2 separate regions of the Homo sapiens genome follow, and region 1 is linked to region 2. A link is an interaction called in ENCODE POLR2A ChIA-PET data of the cell type or tissue named here. Cell type or tissue: PC-9. All regions are shown on one strand. Each heading gives the region's core, and the rest is flanking DNA. Links, peaks and the distances in the headings are about the cores only. Region 1 holds the start of OR10A3 (olfactory receptor family 10 subfamily A member 3). Region 2 overlaps EIF3F (eukaryotic translation initiation factor 3 subunit F).

What was found. Peaks named below come from ENCODE experiments on the same cell type or tissue, not always from the same donor. Only the 100,000 strongest peaks of a DNase experiment are listed, where the experiment ranks them.
Region 1: POLR2A ChIA-PET joins it to region 2 with 10 read pairs; 3 of 35 experiments call an interaction of 5 or more read pairs at or near these places.

What each region holds. Positions count from the first base shown.
Region 1 is chr11:7,939,411-7,942,327 of GRCh38, forward strand. OR10A3 (olfactory receptor family 10 subfamily A member 3) reads right to left here and starts at 2,298. Exons shown (of 2, transcript NM_001003745.2): 1 at 2,177-2,298; 2 at 1-288. The coding sequence starts at 110. In PC-9, for the core only: no CTCF peak of the experiment used is centred there; no DNase peak of the experiment used is centred there.
Region 2 is chr11:7,993,915-7,996,831 of GRCh38, forward strand. It overlaps EIF3F (eukaryotic translation initiation factor 3 subunit F), which reads left to right. Exons shown (of 8, transcript NM_003754.3): 5 at 512-603; 6 at 1,068-1,204; 7 at 1,340-1,453; 8 at 2,031-2,917. The coding sequence ends at 2,108. Among named protein-coding and RNA genes, the nearest start is that of EIF3F, 8.0 kb to the left of the region's middle. RefSeq lists an enhancer at 770-1,969. In PC-9, for the core only: no CTCF peak of the experiment used is centred there; no DNase peak of the experiment used is centred there.

The sequences.
Region 1 (2,917 bases), core at 258-2,757, 54 kb before region 2:
ACCACATAAATAACTAGGAAAACCCCAAAGAGCTGCACCTGGAGCTCAGGAAAGTTAGAAAAGCCCAGGAGGATGAATTCAACCACACAGCTTTGATTTTGTCTTTTCATTTCAGTAGTTGAAACTTATATTGTTTTTATGGACCTGGTATATCGAGTATGAAGTCGTAATCCCATAGCTGTGAGTTCAAGTCTGGAATTCTTGACAGCAGATGTAATGACAAGCTCATTTTGACAGAACTTCAGGTTGGCACTTTTGAAGAATGGCCAATGACTTGTAATAGTGAATCTTTAAAATACAAATAAAGAAGTGAAGTATTTTGGTTCAGAAATCTTGTTTTTAAAGTACAAAATAACAGTAAATGTTATCTGGCAACATCTTTGTTTTGTAGGTTGCTCTCTCTCTCCTCTCTTAATGCCAAGTTCCCCTTTAAAAGCCTCTGCTTTCTTTCCAAAAAGTGAAGCAGTGTCCTTAAAGGCAGGAGCCTATACCTCTTCCCTTAGTTGGATTCTTCAAGCAAAGAGCAACTGAACCTGAGTTTTGGTTACGCCTGGATTGCGAGCTAGTCTGGAACTTGGCTGCAGTCCTAACTCTGCCACTGTCTCCAAGATGGGTCTCTGCCTCTGCTGCACTTGGGTTCCCCATCTGTATGGGTTAGAAGCAGCAGAATGATCCCTTCTGGCTCTGACATAGGTGTTTCTCTAATTTGTTGATAGAAAACTGCAGGCTGCAAGGCCTCAACTCCAATCAGATGGGAGCTGGGCTGAAGGGAACATGGAGTAGTGGTGGGTGGGCACATAGGCAGCACACATGCTGCCTGAGTCACTTTGGGCCTGCCAGTCCCATGCGGAGATGACCATTTTCTTCCCAATCCAACTGCCCCTCCAGAGCCACTCTCAGGGCAAAGCGACTTCATTCTCTCTGCTCTCAACCAGAGCAACAATCCTTGTCTCCCAGTATTCCCTTCACTGTCAGGGCCCACAAGTCTTTAAAATCTGGAGTCCTCCTGGCCTCACGAGTCCATCCCCGCTGACACGCTCCACCTCACTGCCTCTTTTCCTCTCCCTTCACCTCCTCTACCTTTAAACGGAAACCTAACTGGCTATTCCATGTTTTATACCCGTTCCTCCAATCTGTACCTCAAATTTCTGACAAAATAATATCACCCTCCCTCCGAGAAACTTCAGAGTCTCCCCTTATCAGTAAAATACAATGCCCACTTCTCAGGCTGGCATTTAAGGGGAACTAGAGTGATAACAATTGCTTTAGGAATGTAAATGAGGGAAACATTACTTCTGAATGGACAGTGAGGGTGGGAAACCATAATCACAAGATGACAAGGGTGGAAGGTCCATTAAGCAGAGGAGAAAAAGCATAAGGAGGAAGGCTGCCTTGCTCAGATAGAAGGTATTCAATGACACCTTAGTACTAGCATGGACCTCCAAACTGGACTTTGTGTGATGCTTCAAAAACCAGCAGAATTTTACTGTGGGACAAGAGGAAGCCAGGAGGAGAGGACACAGCAAGCTGAAGACATCTTGATTTCATATCATTAGGACATTAGCAGAGAGGAAAAGGCAATTGATTTATTGAGTCTGACCATAGTGATATTAAAAACCAAATATATGTTTTAACTATAACAAAATTTTTTGGATGTAAAAAATCTCCTAAAATAGACTTGGCAGGAAAAAAAAATGCCTAAGTATCATTTTAATAGACAAAACTACATTTTCAGCTCCAGGCCTATAAAACCAAATACGTTTGTAAAATGAGAAAATTTAGAGTATCCTACTAAAAATGGGCAACTTTTAAGGAGCTGATAAAGCAAAGTTACAAAACAAATCTAAATTACTGCCTTCATGAGTAATTTTTTTAAGCTGAACTTAAATGCTCCATCTTTTCCCTTTAACATAAAACAACATAATGCTGATTTAGCTAATTCACTGATATGTTCTACTGGCTCTGGCATTAACTTTCTGTATAATCTTGGGCAAATAACTCCCTCATCAGGGTTTCATCTTTCTAACCAATTGGACTTATTTCTGACCGCTTTCACCCCGCTCCCTCAACTACATACCTCTAAGAATTGATGGTTTGTGCAAGCAAACCGTCTATAGATCTAATTACTGTCGAACTTTTATGTGAATATGAAGGGCACAGCAATTGACTTTCTTACCTGAGCATTGAGTTATCACTTGATAAGTATCTCCAATTATCAGTGAGGATAACTACAGAAGGCAAACCCACCAACAAGTACCAAAGCAGAATCTTCAGATCCTTATCTATTCACTGTCCCTGATTTTCATCCCATTTATGTTTTACCTCTTCAATTAAAAAGCACTTCCTAAATACAACTTAGTGATTCAATGCATTGATTTTAAATTATACTGCATTAAATTTTATGCCCTGAGAGAAATCTTCTCTGGAGAACTGACACACAATTTATACAGACTTTCCTGTATGGGGGCAAGGAATCTCCGCTGCACAAACTTGGAATACGACTCTTCCAGGTTTCCATAGGGAATTAACACCTCTTCACATGAGAGACCCAATTCCACCAAGACCTTTCCCATTAAGAAATGAAAGCAGAGACTGAATGAATGTTAATAAATAGGCACAAATGCAGAAGGGAGAAAAGAATGTGAGCGTGAGTAAAGGCAGAGTGATTTGGACAGAGGATCTGATTGGACAAGATAGACAGTTTGTGCAATGGTAGGAAATGTGTTATGGCAAGTAAATTGAAGTTACTTTGTGGAAAGCCTGGAGATACCAAAACTTATATTTTCTAGTAGTAATATGGAAATACTAAATTTTGGGGGAAAGTCTTTTAGATAATTTTATAGTCGAAACTTTTTAACTTGAAGTCAAAACATCTGAACTAATATGACTTTGAGCATCATGTCTCTTCTCTGGCTCT
Region 2 (2,917 bases), core at 117-2,616:
AGATATATATAGTTGACATAGTAAAGTATAGATCCAGGTATATAATTGACATAGTAAAAAGAATACCTTTAGTGAGATGACTTATAGCACCCAATGTAATTTGGTGGGCAGGAGTTGGTTTCCTTTTTCAATGCTGATGAAGGGCGTAGTCCCCGAAAAGATTTGTCTCTGTCTCCTTTCCATGGTAGGTAGCTGTCTAGACAGCCAGCTCTACGGGGTAATTGAGTCCTGTCCTCTCGTCACTGACACTGCACCGTGTGTGAAGTAATCCTCTAAAGGGACCAGGCCAAATGCAAAGGCCCCCCTTACAGATCAAGGGTTTGGTATGTGGGAAAAGCTAAGGGGAGAAAGTAACTTTTGCTCCCATGAGACCTCTGGGGTTCATTTGGTCCCACCCTTTCTATCAGAACCTTGAGAGCCATATTCCTGCTGTATCTGCTTTCTCAGCCCAGAATAGACATGGAAACCCTCTCCCAAGGCCATCTGTTTACTTTGGCTTCTCCTTCCGCAGCACTTTAATGGGAGTCCCTGGGAGGACCATGGGAGTGATGTTCACGCCTCTGACAGTGAAATACGCGTACTACGACACTGAACGCATCGGAGGTGAGTAACCTTTCCATACACTCGCGAGAGGCCATAGGCATTTTCAGGGAAGGGGGCTGCTAGTCTGCAACATGGACGGAGGCCTTGGGTGGTTTGAAAAGGGACTATTGATCTAAGGTTTGTGAAGACTAGAAGTCACAGTCATCTCTTGTATAAATGGGATTTAAGGAGTTATTTGAGAAACTGTTAAAGGTGGGAAATGATCAGCACCAGAGGCCACATACCATTCACATGAGATCAAAACCGGTGATGAGCATACCAGGTAAAAGGAGTTGAGCTCTATTAGGAGGAAGAAAAGCTGATAAGGGCACAGCAGGAAGTGTGACTGAGCAGACTGAGTCTAAGGGGAGTTGGGAAACAGAGTTAGTAGGACGTTAAGACCATCTCTTTCCTGGTGGGATGACTGAATTCTCTCTCTTACTGCCCACCACTGCCGCTGCCACCCTGCCAACCAACTTCCATAGTTGACCTGATCATGAAGACCTGCTTTAGCCCCAACAGAGTGATTGGACTCTCAAGTGACTTGCAGCAAGTAGGAGGGGCATCAGCTCGCATCCAGGATGCCCTGAGTACAGTGTTGCAATATGCAGAGGATGTACTGGTGAGAGGGGAAAGAAAAAACAAAGGGGGAGGACATAGTTCTCTATCCTGGGATCACTGAGGCATGTGCTGATGAAATGGTAGGGCTCAGTGGTTATAATTAACTGCCTCATCGAGTCTTTGTTTTGGTACTCAGTCTGGAAAGGTGTCAGCTGACAATACTGTGGGCCGCTTCCTGATGAGCCTGGTTAACCAAGTACCGAAAATAGTTCCCGATGACTTTGAGACCATGCTCAACAGCAACATCAATGTGAGTGCCCTTCCTGAGCCCCTTCTTGCCTGGTTTCTTCCCCCACCTCAGCACATACACTCAAATGTGAAAAGAGTTGGGTGAGGTGACCTGGAGTAGGATAGAGACAGGGCTTCACCTATAGCCCCACTGAAGTCCAGGTTGGGAGGAAGGAAGAGGTGTGTTATGCGTGGTTGGAGACTTCCTTCCTTCTCCCATGATTCCATTGTCTCATTTACTGCTGATACTACTGTGACTTACTGTCTAAATTCGTGATGGAAAGAAACACTAAAATTCAGAGGTTAATGAAAATGCAATTACTTATTTCCCCCATCTGAGTTCACAGACCCCCTATATTCCATCCATGGGTTTCAGCTAAGGCACCCCTAGTCTATAAGTGTATCAGTAGAGATAAGAAAGCCTTCTCAAGCATTTCCTTTCTGTCTTCTACCTTTTTGACTTTTATTCAGTCTCTCCTAGCTGTCATTTATCCACAGCTGTCCTCATACCCAGTGTCTACCATAGAGCTGGCCAAAGCCAGCCTTTTTGCTCCCTTTCCACCCAACCCCCCACTCATTGTGTATTCTTTGTCTTCCAGGACCTTTTGATGGTGACCTACCTGGCCAACCTCACACAGTCACAGATTGCACTCAATGAAAAACTTGTAAACCTGTGAATGGACCCCAAGCAGTACACTTGCTGGTCTAGGTATTAACCCCAGGACTCAGAAGTGAAGGAGAAATGGGTTTTTTGTGGTCTTGAGTCACACTGAGATAGTCAGTTGTGTGTGACTCTAATAAACGGAGCCTACCTTTTGTAAATTAATTTCATCTTATGTGAGTTTATTGCCGGGTGGAAGGGAGGAAAATGTTTTAGATCACACAGAAACTAGGAAGTGAATATTGTAGGTAGAGAAGTTGGTTATGTGTTTGGCATGTTACTGTTTTACCAAACTGTTCTTTTGGTTTTCAATATGGAAAGGTGTCCATTGGCAAAACAACCTTTTCTTGAGGATTCATGTGATTTCTACAGGAAATGAAAATAAGAATCCATGGAGAAAAAATAGCTAAGAAAATTGGATGCTTAATCTGAACTAAAAGAGTAGAGTGTGTAGTCACTATCTTAAAATACATTAATAGTAAGATGGAGCTCTTTGCCACTTTGGTTCGGGGAGGCAGAATTAAGATCTGTGGGTTAAAGATTAAAGAGGTTTCCCCAAAACTTCAGAAAATTCTTAGGTGCTATCTGTAACTCGAGGATAGAGCCTTGAGTTATACTGAGGTCTGCCAGTGGCTCAATTTAAGCAAAGACTAGATGGCATTTCCCAGAGGCCTTGTAGGCTAGAGTACTTGCCTGTGTAACTTCAGACATCCATTTCCTCTGGTATCCTGGAGTTCCGCCTCGCCACTGTGTGTCTTAGAAATAAGTCATTATTCAAGAACTCAGGAAATTATACGTTGGAGTGAAAAGGTGAGTGAAGGCAAT